2 separate regions of the Homo sapiens genome follow, and region 1 is linked to region 2. Evidence: chromatin contacts called from ENCODE Hi-C data. All regions are on one chromosome and are shown on one strand. The core of a region is the stretch at or near the end of the contact, and the rest is flanking DNA. Distances in the headings are between cores, read along the strand shown. Region 1 overlaps TMEM168 (transmembrane protein 168). Region 2 has its middle 46 kb from the start of LINC03076.

Region 1 (7,715 bases), core at 3,480-5,979, 200 kb before region 2:
TGATAAGCTTATATTTTAGCTAGAAACCAGAAAATATTCATGAATAACTTTTCTAAGGAAAGATCTTACCCTAAAGGGAATATTTTGTTAAGAAAGTGTCCTCTGGCTGGTCGTGGTGGCTCACACCTGTAATCCCAGCACTTTAGGAGGCCGAGGCGGGCGGATCACCTGAGGTCAGGAGTTCGAGACCAGCCTGGCCAACATGGTGAAACCCCATCTCTACTGAAAATACAAAAATTAGCCAGGTGTGGTGGCAGGTACCTGCAATCCCAGCTACTCAGGAGGCTGAGGCAGGAGAGTCACTTGAACCTGGGAGGCGGAGGTTGCAGTGAGCTGAGATAGGGCCATTGCTCTCCAGCCTGGGGGATAAGAGCAAGACTTCGTCTCAAAAAAAAAAAAGGAAAAAAGCAAAAGAAAGTGTCCTCTGAAGCAACATAGTGAAATATAGTAAAACGTGCTCTGGGCCTGAGAGGCTGGAGGTCTAGTTCTTTGTTACCTTTGGTACACTATAACTACTCTGAACCTTATTATCTGTCTTTGCCTAAAATGTATATAGTGATAACTCTTCTGTTCATCTGACAGGAATGGTATGAAGCACTAAAAAAAAAAAAAAAAAAAAAAAAAATGTAAAAACACTCTGCACACTGAAAAATGCCATACAAATACTAGGAATTCAGAGGATTGGCAGTGAAGTTTAATAAATGTTTATTGCAGTTTTATTCCAAAATAACTTTTACCCACAAAGGTGGTGACATCTGTATAAATCTGTAAATGTTGCTACATTTTGATTTTTATTTTATAGCTAACTACCTTTAAAATAATTCTTTGCCATAAATGAATTCTGATGACAGTTTTCATCACACTTTCCCTGGGGGAGAGGAGAGTGGAAGTAAAGTTTTTTCCCAATTTCAAGTATTTGACATAAAAATCTCCAAATAGACTATTTGTAGGAAATATTTTCCTTCGTTAAAGACTTAATACAAAGTTGAAGGTTTAAGAACTGAAGGAAACAGATTTGGAAATGTCACATAAAGTGAGAAATGACAACCTTGTAGAAAGAATGTGTGGAAATAGTAATATGCACAGTTAGATATTTATTCCATTGTAATTTTTTTAATGTATTCCTTACTCTTTTGTGACTGTAATGAAAAAAAGTTAGTAGAATAGTACTGATGATATATGAAGCAAAATCTAACGTTTTCAAAAATCCCGATAGAAATCCCTTTTCTGGATAGGAATGATGATTTTTTCTTTCTCAATATTAATGGTATTTTGCTAGTTATAAGACTTGCTTTATCATCTTTGTACTAGAGTACCATTTTATATTTGTTCTAGGAGTAAATCTAAGTCTTCAACTAGTGTCCAGTGGTATAAAGCAATGGACCTAAATTTTAATAACTTTTTAAATGCCTATTAATAGATAATTTCTTCTATTATTTATGTACCTTAAGTTAATAAAATTTGAACACAATTTTATTGACTATTTTTCAATACAGAAGTAAATATATAATTAAAATATTGCTTTTTTATTTTGTGTTATAATATTTTTAAAGAAGTTTTTTTAATAGTCCCCACCCAGATGTTCTTGAAACAGTGTAATCCTGCTTTTAAAAAACCTTGTCCAATATTTGTCATGTAAGAAAATACGAATAAGGAACAAAGAGTAATACTATCTACATTTGGAGACATTATCCCAGCTTTTAATTTGATTATTGTTTTAATGATAGTAAATATAATATTTAGAAACCAGGTTTTGATTTTCTAAGCTTAATTCTCAGTACTATAGGAATTTTAGAAAGGGTGATTTTTTACAAAAATCCTGCCACTTAGCAGCAACTATATTATAACTGATTCTTAGATAATCAGTTACAAATGACAGATGAGAATGTGATATAGAATGAGTACTTCTTGTTTTTTCTCCTACTTCAGTCCTGATGGTCAGCCAACACTGCTTCCCCCAGAACATGTACAGGAGTTAAATTTGAGGTCTACTGGCATGCTCAATGCTATCCAAAGATTTTTTGCATATCATATGATTGAGACCTATGGATGTGACTATTCCACAAGTGGACTGTCATTTGATACTCTGCATTCCAAACTAAAAGCTTTCCTCGAACTTCGGACAGTGGATGGACCCAGACATGATACGTATATTTTGTATTACAGTGGGCACACCCATGGTACAGGAGAGTGGGCTCTAGCAGGTAAACTCACCTTTGGCAGTTTCACTATTGTAAAGATACACATGTATATGTAGAAATCTGTACTTCACACACAGTCGTTAAATTTCCAGGATTCTTAGTTTACTGAACTATGCATATGACTCTAATTTGTTTTTCTTTGCTCTAGCATACCTGTTTAGCCTAATTTAATCTCTAATGATAAGATTGGGAATTACGTCTTATAGTGATTAGAAGGAAAAAAATGCTTTGAGACTTACAGTTTCCCTTAAAATATTTTCAGAATTGCTAAACATATTTTTCAGAAGCTGATAAACTCCTTTGACTAGTATCTTTAAGTTTTTAAATGTTATGGATGCAGATTTCAGTAGTCCTTCACATCTGTAGTTTTATTTATGTTATAAAGCTCACCAAAATTTTAAACAGCAGATCATGTAGTATGGTGGGAGTAGCACTTAGGTCAGGAGACCTTGGTTCTGGTCCTAATTTGCCACAGCTGTGTTATTTTAGGCAAGTTAGTTAACTTCTGTTGGCTTCAATTTTCTCATCTGTAAAATAAGGGGGTAATTGTAAATGACCATTGAGTTTTATTCTAAGGTACAAAATTCTGTAGGGATTTTTTTGCATTTGAAAAAACATAAAATAACTTTGGTTTGCATGCATTATGGGAAATAGAAAACTTCTTAGTTATTGCCAAGAGAGAAATGAGATCTCTTTATATCATATATAAATTTGTCAGTCTTTCCAACTATTAATAGAGAGAAAGTCAAGGGCTTTGTTTTATCAACTGTTACTTGTTTAGGACCTATAACAGAGCCCAATACATAGTAGAGGATCCTTAAGTAGCTGATAGATAGATGAAATCATTGAATAAATCATTAAAAAAGGTAATTTTCTTATTTTAGATTAGAAATAGTTATTTTAGATTTAATTACATGATTTTTTTTTCCATAAAAGTGTAGATGTTTTAAACCAAGAATATATAAATAATAAAATAGTCATAAATAAAGTGGAAACATTCAGGATAAAGAAAAAGATAAATAGAAGTAGTATGGAAGGACAGAGGCAGAGTTGCCAATATAAGAACTCCAGAAAGAGACAAACAAAAAGGTTAAGGTAGAGATGATTTTAAACTAGCATGATCTCATTGATTTCATGCCAGATTTGTAACTGAGGTTTTTATCATAAGGAGAAATATTTTTTTGAAATTTTTCTTTTTTGCAAATAAATATTGAATAACTCAGTGGCCTTCTAGTAGAAAGACAAGCTAATATTTATTGGGTACATTTTAAGCATCAGCTTACTGTACTTAGTACCTTACACACATTGTTAATCTTTATGTGAAATCCTTTGAGATAGATACCATCACTTCTGTTATCTTCATTTTTCAAACGATGAAATGGAAATTGAAAGTTGTTATGTAACTTATCTGTGGTCATACCACTATGTGATAGAACCATGATTTAAGACCAGATCTGCCTGATTCCTAAAGTGTATTTTTCCCCCCACTCTACCATGTTGCCTCCAAGGGTGAAAGCCATGATGATAAAGGAATGGCATGTTCTGGTTAAGTGGATATTTTTGTTAACATGGGTCACCCATTTCAAAACATTAGAATGTACAAGACTAAAAGATGCACTGAACATTAAAACTAATTGAATATAGTTTATAAAATCATTTACTTGACCTATAACTTTTTAATTACAACGTAGAAAGCATCTTTTTAACCTTTATGGCTACTTCAGTTTCAGGTAAAGTATAACGTTCTGTGTATTCCAACTCAGAGCACAAGAGAAAGCTTTTAGTCAATTAAAATAGCCTTTACAGAAATAGAATTTTAGATCTAAAAGCAGAGATTGCTGAAACTTACTATAATCCTTATGATAATAAACTCTACCCAGATCAAATGGAAAAAACAGGGCTAATTTTTGGTGGCCATGCATATATCCCTAGTTATTTTAAAGTGTTAGAGTAATTTTAGAAGTAAGCTTTTTATGTGTGTTTATATGAAGGATTTATTACTTAATAGAAACACTTTTCAAAAAGTTTGCATTTTTCTTAAGTAATTTAAAATTCATTAAGTATTTCTTAAAGATAGCTATGGAAATCAATTCTAGATGTTCATTTACTAATACTTATATCAGCTTTTTATTTTTCTAAGAAAAGTAAAAACACTAAGATAAACACACACACACATATATATATCTCTCGCAGTTTTTCTAAATTTTCATTCACTGTTAGGAATAATTTTTGAAGACTTTAAGAACACTAAAATAGAGTTGTATTTTAGGTAAATGTTTAGCAGTTACATTCTAGAATGATGTCTTTATAATTTTTTTGAAGTATGCTACCAGTAAATTGACCGTTACAGAATTCCTCTGTTAGCTAAGATTTGTTCTTGTGTAACTTTGAGGCTTATTATAAGAAGTTTAAAAAAAAGAGAGAGAAAGCATACTGATCTCCCTTCCCTGAGAAAGGTAGATTTTATCTTATAATTCAGCAACTGCATACTGTCATGCATGGCCTGAGGCATCTCGCATACTTGTGGGTAGTCAGGTTGAACCAGGCCCAGAAAAGCCCGCTTTTCAGTTAGTTCATGCCCTGGCCTGCTTTAGACGTAGTCCTCAAGGGCTGATTCTGCCTCACAAATAGTATTGAATATCTCTGCTCTGAGGAAAATACTTTCATCTATTCCAAATTAAGTGACAAAGAGCTTTAAGCTCTGCTAATTTATTAATAGTTGGGGATTTTTTGTTTTGTTTTTTGTTGTTTTTTCAGCAAACTTTGAAATAGGAAACATCACAACTGGATTTTACTTGGGTTAGCAAGTTGATAGCAGGCCCAGTATTAATATCGCTGTGGGAAAGAGAATCTATATTTGCCCTTTATCCCATACCTTCACTCACAGTAGTTAGAATATGTAGTCTTCTTATATTTATGGAGTTTCATGATATGGAACCTAATATTTTTGCCTCTGCTTGAGGATAGAAAACAATTATGGTAATTACAGGAGAGACAGAAATAAATGGAAAAAATGTAGATAATTTATAAAGCAGTTTATTACAAATAAAACCTTTAAAAAGCAGTCTCAATTACTTAAAATGCATCAGATGGATATTAGCTTAGATAAATGTAAGTACTTTGAATCTGGGCCAAAAGCCAAATGTAGCATAGAACCTATTCATAGGAGAAAGCAGAGCAAAACAAGAGAAATTGTTTAGAAAGCTTTAATGCTGCTTTAGGTCTCGTTGATATCTAAAGAGCATTTATATAAGAGAATTAGGGTAGAATATGCTCAAGAATGTTTATTGAAATAGTTGTGGATGGCATGTTGGGCAATGATGTTTTGTGGCAGATGGAATTTACATAATAGTTCTTGTAATCTGTGTCATCTTCTGATCTCTAGAGAAATTTAATAGAGCTGACAATAATGGAGAGTTAACATTTGGCCATTTTTGAAAAAGTATCTTTTGGAGGTATCAGTGGAATAACACATTAGTAATATGTGGAGACAATGTACTGAAATAGTGTCTCTGAGATAATATGTGTGAGTGTTAGAGCGATTAATAAAAAAAGTTTATTTTCAGGTTCTTAAGCTTACTGATTAATAAAACATTAATAAATGACACATAAAGAATATGATAGAATCCCAATTCTAAAGGATTCTCTCTCTGGTGGTGTCCATTTTTAATGGTGAAACCAAGAGGACAGTTGATTTGGGGAAAATGTTGGGTCTTGTGCTGGTAAATTGTAAAAGTAACTTATGCTCAATGTAAAACTGTCAGAAAAATATTTTAAAAACCACATGGAAGTGAAACACCCAGCAATAGCTGCTGTTATAATTTTTGTAGATGTACTGTCATGCTTTTTCTAATATAGACATTTTCTCATCAATAAATTTTCTTTATAAATATTTTGTTATAAGATTTCCTCCTAAGGTTTTAGGCCATAGTTCATTTCCATTTCCCAAATGGGAAGGTCGTCTTTTTTTGTAATTTTTTGTCCCTATGTCTGTTCTTTCCTTAAGATAGATTCGTAGAATTGGAATGATCGTTATCAGTGTACCATTGAGACAGGGCCAGATGAGGTGAGGGTGGCAGTTGCCTCAGGCACAAAACATAAGGGAATGCCAAAAAACTCAATAATCAAAATGAATATTTTAATGTAGTATACTTAAAAATCAAAATTAATGCAAAAAAATAACGAGATGTAAAACCTGTAGTCAGAAGTTTATTTACTTTAGAACTTTCTGGGTATATATATTTTTTTAATCCCTTGTTCTTCAGCTATAAAACTGATTTAAATGTAAATCTGTTCTTAAACTCATTCTTGTACAGGTAGGAACAGGGTTTATTTTCATTCAATAGGTACCTACATATGAGGAAGAGAAGGAAACAATGATACAGAATGGGGAGGCAAACTTTTTCTGTAAAGGGCCAGATATTTTTGGCTTTGTGGGTTTAGATGCCTGTTGCAGCTATTCAGCTCTGCTACTTTAGAGCAATAGCAGCCATAGACGGTATAAATGAATGAATGTAGTTGTGTTCCAATAAACTTATTTATGAAAATAATTATATGAAACAAATTGCATACAGTTTTTACTATCACAAAATATTCTGATTTTCTTTCAACCATGTGAAAATATAAAATCAATTCTTAGCTTTCAGGCCATACAAAAAGAGGTGGCAGGCTGGATCTGGCCCATGAGTTGTAGTTGCTGCCCCTGGTGTAGAATGTTAGCTTTTCTGTATAGTTGTTTTCACTAAATACAACTGTGTAAAACTATTTCCTTAATTTTATACTAGCAGATTCCTTTTTATGTGAGTAATAAGGATTTTTTTTACCTCAAGTTGAAAATCTGTTGTAAAAAATATCTTTTCAAAAGATACTTTGAAAGTGTCATTTAAATACTTTATTTTTTTGCTTATTTAATTCTAAGAACTTAAGGAAAATACATGTATAACAAGAGTATTTTCTCTCTAGAAGAAAATGATTAAGAGGGTTTTCTTAATGAGAGGCTGCAGAAATTATTGCTCCATTGAATTTTCTCTTGTTCACAGGTGGAGATACACTACGCCTTGACACACTTATAGAATGGTGGAGAGAAAAGAATGGTTCCTTTTGTTCCCGGCTTATTATCGTATTAGACAGCGAAAATTCAACCCCTTGGGTGAAAGAAGTGAGGAAAATTAATGACCAGTATATTGCAGTGCAAGGAGCAGAGTTGATAAAAACAGTAGATATTGAAGAAGCTGACCCGCCACAGCTAGGTGACTTTACAAAAGACTGGGTAGAATATAACTGCAACTCCAGTAATAACATCTGCTGGACTGAAAAGGGACGCACAGTGAAAGCAGTATATGGTGTGTCAAAACGGTGGAGTGACTACACTCTGCATTTGCCAACGGGAAGCGATGTGGCCAAGCACTGGATGTTACACTTTCCTCGTATTACATATCCCCTAGTGCATTTGGCAAATTGGTTATGCGGTCTGAACCTTTTTTGGATCTGCAAAACTTGTTTTAGGTGCTTGAA
Region 2 (7,822 bases), core at 2,682-5,181:
AATATACCACTAATTTCCATTATCTGTGCTATCCTAGTTACTGAATTCTCTCTGGTTTAATCCATCACTTTGCTTTAACTCAGGCTTCAGGGTTCACCTATATTTAGAAGCACAACCTCTCCGGCATGTCTGAACAGCTCATCTCATTCCAGCCCTTAACTAAGTTTAGCCATAATCTCTGGGCACTTTCCTGTCTCATTTCCTTCCTGTACCTCCCCTCTTCTTTGTACACATTGCTATAAGTATTTAGCCTTGGTCCCACCCAATGTCAATATGCAAATCCCTATTTCAACTAAATGTGCTGATCTTTAACCCAGTTAAGTATATTATCCTAAATGGATCCTATTCACTTGCCACTCAATGCTATTGAAGAAAAACTGTTTGTGTGTGTGTGTGTAATAAGAACTTTAAGTACTTCAATAAAATACATTGTAGTTGGCCTGCAGAATTGGTCAGAAAAGGACTTCTTTTTACTAAAGATTTGTGCTTTTAAACATAACATAAACCAACCAAGAAGGGGGTTTTGTAACTGCAGTCACAGTCTGTAAATGAATTCTTGACACTGGGCAACAGATTTAGGAAAATATGGTCCCTCAGGCATAGCAGGTAACTACTAGGAAAATTCTACTAAATTTCAGTATTGGAATAAGTATGTAGATGACCTGAAAAGGCCCTATCTGCAGAAACTAGCTATTTTGTTCCAAACTCAAGAGAAAGTGTATCTTTAAATTCAGTAAAAGGTCATACATAGTTGTCTCTCATTTCTGGCCTATGTATAATACACAAATGATATTCTATGTTGCCACAATGCATATTTTTCCCAAAGATAGAAGCCATATGATCAGATGATTAAAATGGAATAATATACTATAAGGATATATATTCACAAATTATAATAATTATCTTCTCGTTTTAAATAATGTCTTCGTTTTAGGCAGAATTCTAAGATAGACGTCCAAGATTCCTGTCCTCTGGTTATTCAATCAAATACTATCCAGGTTCTGCTATAAAGAGATTTTGAAGATATGAAGTTCCAAATTGGTTGACCCTAAGCTACAGAGAATCACATGAGCCCTTTAAAAGCAACATTTTCTCTGGCTGGTAGAGAGGATGAAATCAGAGAGACTTGAAGCCTGAAAATAATTTGATGCACAATTGTTGACTTTGAAGACAGAAGGGTCACATGCAAGGAACAAAGAGCAACCTCTAAAAGCTAAGAGAGACTCCCTGCCAACAGCCAGCAAGGAAACGGTGGCCTCAGTCCCACAACGGCAAGTAATTAAAGTCTATCAACAACCTGAATGAGCCCCGCAAGTCCAACACCTTTATTTCCACCTTTTGAGACCCTAAACAGTGAACTCGGTCAAGCCATGCCAAATTTCTGACCTACAGAACTGTTACTTAATAAATTAATGTTGTTCAAGCCACTAACTTTGTGGTAAATTGTTGCACAGCAATAGATAACTTATACACTATTCCAATGTGCCATGTTTCTTTTGTCTCTAATATTTTCATGCAGTTTTGTACAAAGATTCAAAATCTGACTCACAAAGAGAAACAGTGAGGCCACCAGGTGACAATCAGAAGAGCTCTGTTGACCATCCCGATGATCATTTATTGGGTTATGATGATCTGTATAGGAAAATGACTCACTCAGCTTTAATAACAAGCCAAAATAGAAGAATCAGCAGAACCGTCTAACTAAAATGACTAACAATCATTTTCTAGATTGAAATGCATATTAGGAAGTTTTAACGTAGGTCTCTGATGAAGTTAAATGCTTATTTTTATAGCACACGATTTTGCAATAAAAGCAAGTGATTGTAAAAACAAAGGGACAGAACTACACTGGATGATTCCATGGAAACCTGAGAGTGAATTCATACCTACGGGCATGCAAATTTGGTTTTACCACTGCCGCCTAGCACATCTCAACATTGCTTGGCTGGGCTTACCTTTATCCAGATTTCTGCCTCCCTCTCAACAGAACAAATATGATTGGAGGATGAGGAAATTGGTAGTCCATGGGGACCACAGAGAAAGTATATTAATGAGAATTCCACTGGGAAAGCAGTACAAAGCTCTCTCTACTCATAGTCTGGAAATAGCGTGATTCTCCAATTAAAAATTAATCAAGTGAATAAGACCCTGCAACACAAAACAGTGAAAGAAAATTAAACATCTCCCTAGGGAAAAGCCTACAAGTCATAAAAAATTAAAAAATAAAACTGAATACTTGCAAATATAATTTACAAACTTAAGGTTGTTGATGACTCACTCCCATGGCAAGATCACAAGTCCCGTATGCACAAAAACCACCACCTAGGGGATGGAGGGGGCAGATAACAAAACACAGACTCAGAACCCATCCCCCACGGAGGGTGCTGACGCAGAAGGCCTGGGATTCAGAAGGTCTGGTTTCAGTAGTTAGGACTAGTAACTTGAAGGGATTCTGATGGGCATCTGATATGAGAAGCTCTAGTAGCAACCAGTTTCCTCACAATTGCCTAGCCAGTTAGGTGCTCTCTCAGTACAACACATTGCTTATTGTACTGCTTATTCAGGAGCTGAACTTGCATTTGTGAATTATTCAGACACTTGCCAGTTTTCTCATCCAGTCACAAATGAGATCATCCTAAGCAGAGCTAACCTTAGGATAAACACTGGTGAATAAAACTTTTCCTGTTGCTATTTCCTTCATTCACTAATGAATTCAACAGTTAACGAGAAGCTATTATGTGCCAGGCACCAGACAAAGTCCTGAGGATTCAATGACAAAGAAGTAAAAATAGCCCCCGCTCTCATGGCATTCAAAACCTAGAGTCATTAATAAGCAAATGTGATACAATATAATAAGTGGCAGGTTGAGAAAAATACTAGGAGGAGGAAGTGTTTCTGGCAGTGGAAACAGCTCGTGCAGAACCTAGAGTTAAGAAAGAAGCTTAGTATGGTGGAGAGGAGTGTATCTGTCTGTGGGTGTGTATGTCTGTGTGTGCAAATGTGCACAAAGGTGTTGGGGAGAATAGTAAAAGATGAAATCAGAGAGGAAAGCAGGGGCCAAATTATGTCCCCTTAAAGGTAATCTCACTGTGGTAAAGTGTGTTGGTAAACTTTCTCAGGGCTGTTATTCAAAGGGCTCTGACCATATCAAGACAAAAATAATAAGGCTGGATACTGTGACAAGGTGTGTTTTAAGGACATCAAGATTTTCTAACAGCTTGATACAGCAGTTCCTGTGTAAATTCAGAAAAATATATGACTCTTTGTTTTCTCTCTTTTCCCATATAACATGAAAGAACGCATTTATCTGATCACTTTCAGGTGAGACTGGTACAGCAGCTAGTGATCCATAAAGATAGCTACTATGTACCTTGGCATGTTGCCAATATTGTCAGGCTTCCAACTCACAATATTTATAGACTTTAGAAGTCATGGTTCAATGTTCACCCAGGGCAACAATCTCTTGTAAGTTTTACATATTCTTTTGTGGGGCAGCATCAGATAGAACCTCAACTTCCTGTTAGGTGGCTTACTCCAAATTTAACAAGCCAAGCTCATCCAGTTCAAGGTGGAGCTTTTCTGGACTGAAGGTCTGAGCTATAGTTCTAGAAATTAATAATTTGGTGTGGGAAAAAGAAATGGAAGAGATCATCCAAGATATACAATAAAAAGAAAGGAAAGTTTGAAAGTGACAGAAGTATTTGATTTGTCAATAAGGAAGTAACAGGTGGCATTCAAGGGAAGGAGTGATGTCAATATCTGGACCAATAAAAGTTAATTAACCCCTGGTGAATTGAGGGATGATATAGATATCAGTCTTAGCCTGGACACTGGATGTATTTCACTTGCTCTTCCAGAACAAATTTATTCTCCACCCTGCTCTTCTCTGCTCTGTGCCTAGGGACTGGTTTGTTGATTAATTGCATCATGAGCAGTGCTGCCCTCTGGCTTACAGCTGAGTTCAGCCAATGGGAGGCACTAGTAGATCCAAGTGAAGAAGAGGAGGCGAGACTAGGGTATCTTTTTCTCTGGCTATTGTTTGGCTCTTTTCTTCTACCAAAGGCCACAACCCCCATCAGATCAATTCTGCTATAGCCTCTCTCTCTCTCTGCCTGTGTGTGTGTGTGTCTTCCATCTCTCATATATGTATATATCAGTTCTACTTCCTTCTCTTGCGGCCTCAGATCTAGGAGGTAATGACTCCCTTCCGTTGCTAGCTTTATCATTCCTTACAAGTTCCTTTTGACCTTGCCTACCCTGCCTACATCTTTGTAAATGGTCCTTTCATTGAACTCTTTCTGTTACTCGGTTTAAGTGGGCCATTTATTTCCTGTCTGGATCCTAACTGATACAGCCTGCCACAGACTGCATGCTTCTTACATTAGCATTGGAGAGTTAGCCTGACTTTCAGAGGTAGTTAAGACAATAACAATTGTTACTAAAAGTTAGATAGAAACTACAGTTCACTAAATGTATTCAGATGTTATCTCACTTCTCATTCTTTATCCATCATGATTAAAATGCAGATCTCGCCTGCTCTAATGGAATAATAATTATAGATGATAAATGTAAATATGGGTATTTACTACCAGATCCAAGTCTAAATCATATTCTTAAGAATTCAAGGGTGGGCATGGTGGCTTATGCCTGTAATGCCAGCACTTGGGAGGCCAAGGCAGATGGATCATCTGAGGTCAGGAGTTCAAGACCAGCATGGCCAACATGGTGAAACCCCATCTCTACTAAAAATACAAAATTAGCCAGGTATGTTGGTGCATGCCTGTAATCCCAGCTACTTGGGAGGCTGAGGCAGGAGAATCACTTGAACACGGGAGGTGGAGGTTGCAGTGAGCTGAGATCACACCACTGCACCCCAACCTGGGCAACGAGAGTGAAACTGTGTCTCAAAAAAAAAAAAAAAAAAAAAAAAGAATTGAGGAACCCAAATTTTGTATAGTCTTAAAGCTGAATGAATTAGAACTTCATTACATGAACTGGCTCTATTTCCTTCATCTGGACTCCAGATTCTTCAATTTCACTGATACTTATTTTTGAAACTTCATTTCTATTAGCAGATTTCTAAAGGCAGGGAAGGTGGGGTTTTGAGTCGGAAATTAATTATCAAGTAGATATTAAGACCATATTTTATAATGATAATTGAATCAATTAAGAGAAGTCTGCCAAACCAATTGTTTAGTGGCATATAGATAAATCAACCACCATAATGACTATTTTCCCTCTTTTTAACAACTCGTTTCTTTTTTATGTAGACATAACACAAATATCCTTATTGTGTAAGCAAAACATATGGAAAAAAATTTTTTAACTTTTGTAATTCTAAAAAAAACCAGCAAAGATAAAATATTTCTATAATAAACTTGATAATGAATTTCATAGGATACTCAATTCCCAAAATAAGTAACTCCATGATGAGTGTACACAAAATAGAGTTGAGAAATATGTGAAAATACAAATACAAAATATCTGAGCAGTTTGTGCCTTTATATGGTAAGGATGTTGTTGAGGGCCCAGAAGAAAGATTTCTGTGTTAAAATTCAGGGAGTTTGGGCCGGGCGCGGTGGCTCACACCTGTAATCCCAGCACTTTGGGAGGCTGAGGCAGGCAGATCATGAGGTCAGGAGATCAAGACCATTCTGGCTAAGACGGTGAAACCCCGTCTCTACTAAAAATACAAAAAAATTAGCTGCGTGTTGTGGCGGACACCTGTAGTCCCAGCTACTCAGGAGACTGAGGCAGGAGAATGGGGTGAACCCAGGAGGTAGAGCTTGCAGTGAGCCGAGATCACGCCACTGCACTCCAGCCTGGGCAACAGAGCGAGAACTCCATCTCAAAAAAAAAAAAAAAAATTCAGAGAGTTTGGTGGTCTTCCCTTTAAGGTAAGAGAAGGTGGAACTGAAAAAGTTAGAATGCAATTTATATTACTTCTGACACAGTGGGTTTCTTCCCTCATACCCAGAGAGCCAAAGGGCTTGAATCAGTGAATATCAAAAAGTGAAATATTCAGTGATTAAATGAGAAAATCCAGGTCTCCTTCTGATATATGTGTATCAAACAAAAAAATTACCCCCAAATAAATCACACACAATAAAGATCCTATCTCCTTTTAGGAGAGAAACTATCATCATTGGAAGATATATTTCAGATGTAAAATAATGAAATATATGACCTGCAGATATAACAGCATCAAAAGAACCTCAATTTCCTATAGAGTAGCTTGCCTCAAATTTAGGAAGCTTTTCCAATTCAACATAAAGCTTTCCTGACCAAATTCATTCAGTTTGAAATAAAGCTTTTCTGAACTAGAATGATACTTTGAACTATAGTTCTAGAAAGAAATAATTTGAAGGTGGGAAAAGGAGATGTAGGAGATCATTCAATATGTATAGTACAATAGAAAGAAGGGAAAGTGTGAGGGTAAAAGAAACATTTGTCAATAAGGAAGTAATTGGTAACATTCAAGGGTGTAGGCTTAGCAGTGGAGGAAGGCGTGTCCCAAACTATCCTAATGAGTGGACAGAAATAAAATGAAGATGGTAATCATAGCCTACAGAATGGAAAAATAAGTGGTTGAAAGAAGGAAAACAGTCATCATGTTTGATCTATATCAGCAGTCCCCAACCTTTTTAGCATTAGGGACCAGTTTCATGGAAGACAAAAATCCTTGAAATATTCTTTCAGGTATTTCATTTTTTATGGCCCCAGTTTGTATTGGGGGAGGGGGTGGGCGAAGGTTTGGGGATGAAACTGTTCCATTTCAGATCATCAGATATGAGTTAGATTCTCATAAGGAGCGCGCAACCTAGATCCTTCACATGCGCACTTCACAATAGGGCTCACGCTTCTGTGAGAATCAAGAATCTAATGCCGCCACTGATCTGACAGAAGGTGGAGTTCAGGCAGTAATGCTTGCTCACCCATTGCTCAACTCCTGCTGTGTGGCCCGGTTCCTAACAGGCCACGGACCAGTACCAGTCTGGAGCCATGGGTTGGGGACCCCTGATCTATATGGCATTTTAAACAACTGATTTGGCAGATTTCTACTCTTTTTTTTCTTTCTTTTTTTTTTTTTTTTTTTGAGACATGGTCTCTGTGGAGTGCAGTGGCACAATCACAGCTCATTGAAGCCTTAACCTCCTGGGTTCAAGTAATCCTCCCGCCTCAGCCTCCAGAGTAACTGGGACTACAGACCCATGCCACAATACCCATCTAATATATATATTATATATAAATATATATATATATATATATATATATATATATATTTTTTTTTTTTTTTTTTTTTTTTTTTTTTTTTGCCCAGGCTGGTTTCAAACTCCTGGGCTGAAGAGATCCTCCCACCACAGCCTCCCAAAGTGCTGGGATTACAAGTGTGAGCCATCATGCCCAGCCGATTTCTGCCCTTAATTGATTCAATTATTTTTAAATATGACCTTAGACATCTACCTGCTCATGATTAATTTCCAATCATTCAGAAAGTTTGCTTGTGAAAAGGAAAAATCCCTGTTTTGTGCTCCTTTACATCCCTGGGACCTAACAGCTAATGCCTGGCAAATGGGCTCTCAGACCTTGTCTATCCAGTCAGTACTAATTCAACCAATGATAGAAAGGGCTTAAGATCAAGGGAAGGTTTTTTTCATGTGAGGGAGGAACTGTGTATGTTTGAAGGCAAAGAGAAGGAAGCCAGTAGAGAGGAGAAATTGATCATATTAAAAGAAAGACCTTGATTTAGAGGGAAACATAGGCTAAGGTCACCAGAGGCAATGGTCGAAGATGGTGGAAGAGCCTTCCTAGGGCCTCTCCC

What was found. A loop is a pair of places that touch in the nucleus more often than their neighbours do. Pooled maps may share reads with other maps.
Region 1: a loop to region 2 is called in a map of MCF 10A, with 3 times the contacts of the local background. The contact joins two enhancer-like sites. A Hi-C loop is called at or near these places in 3 of 168 maps with a recorded cell type or tissue (MCF 10A, cardiac septum and colonic mucosa) and 3 of 50 pooled maps.

What each region holds. Positions count from the first base shown.
Region 1 is chr7:112,767,270-112,774,984 of GRCh38, reverse strand. It overlaps TMEM168 (transmembrane protein 168), which reads left to right. Exons shown (of 5, transcript NM_022484.6): 4 at 1,930-2,204; 5 at 7,241-7,715. Among named protein-coding and RNA genes, the nearest start is that of TMEM168, 19 kb to the left of the region's middle. Within about 2 kb of position 4,729, at least 2 of the 41 ENCODE cell types and tissues checked have a DNase peak (open chromatin) inside an H3K27ac peak, as active enhancers do.
Region 2 is chr7:112,568,456-112,576,277 of GRCh38, reverse strand. No RefSeq gene overlaps it. Among named protein-coding and RNA genes, the nearest start is that of LINC03076, 46 kb to the left of the region's middle. Within about 2 kb of position 3,931, at least 5 of the 41 ENCODE cell types and tissues checked have a DNase peak (open chromatin) inside an H3K27ac peak, as active enhancers do.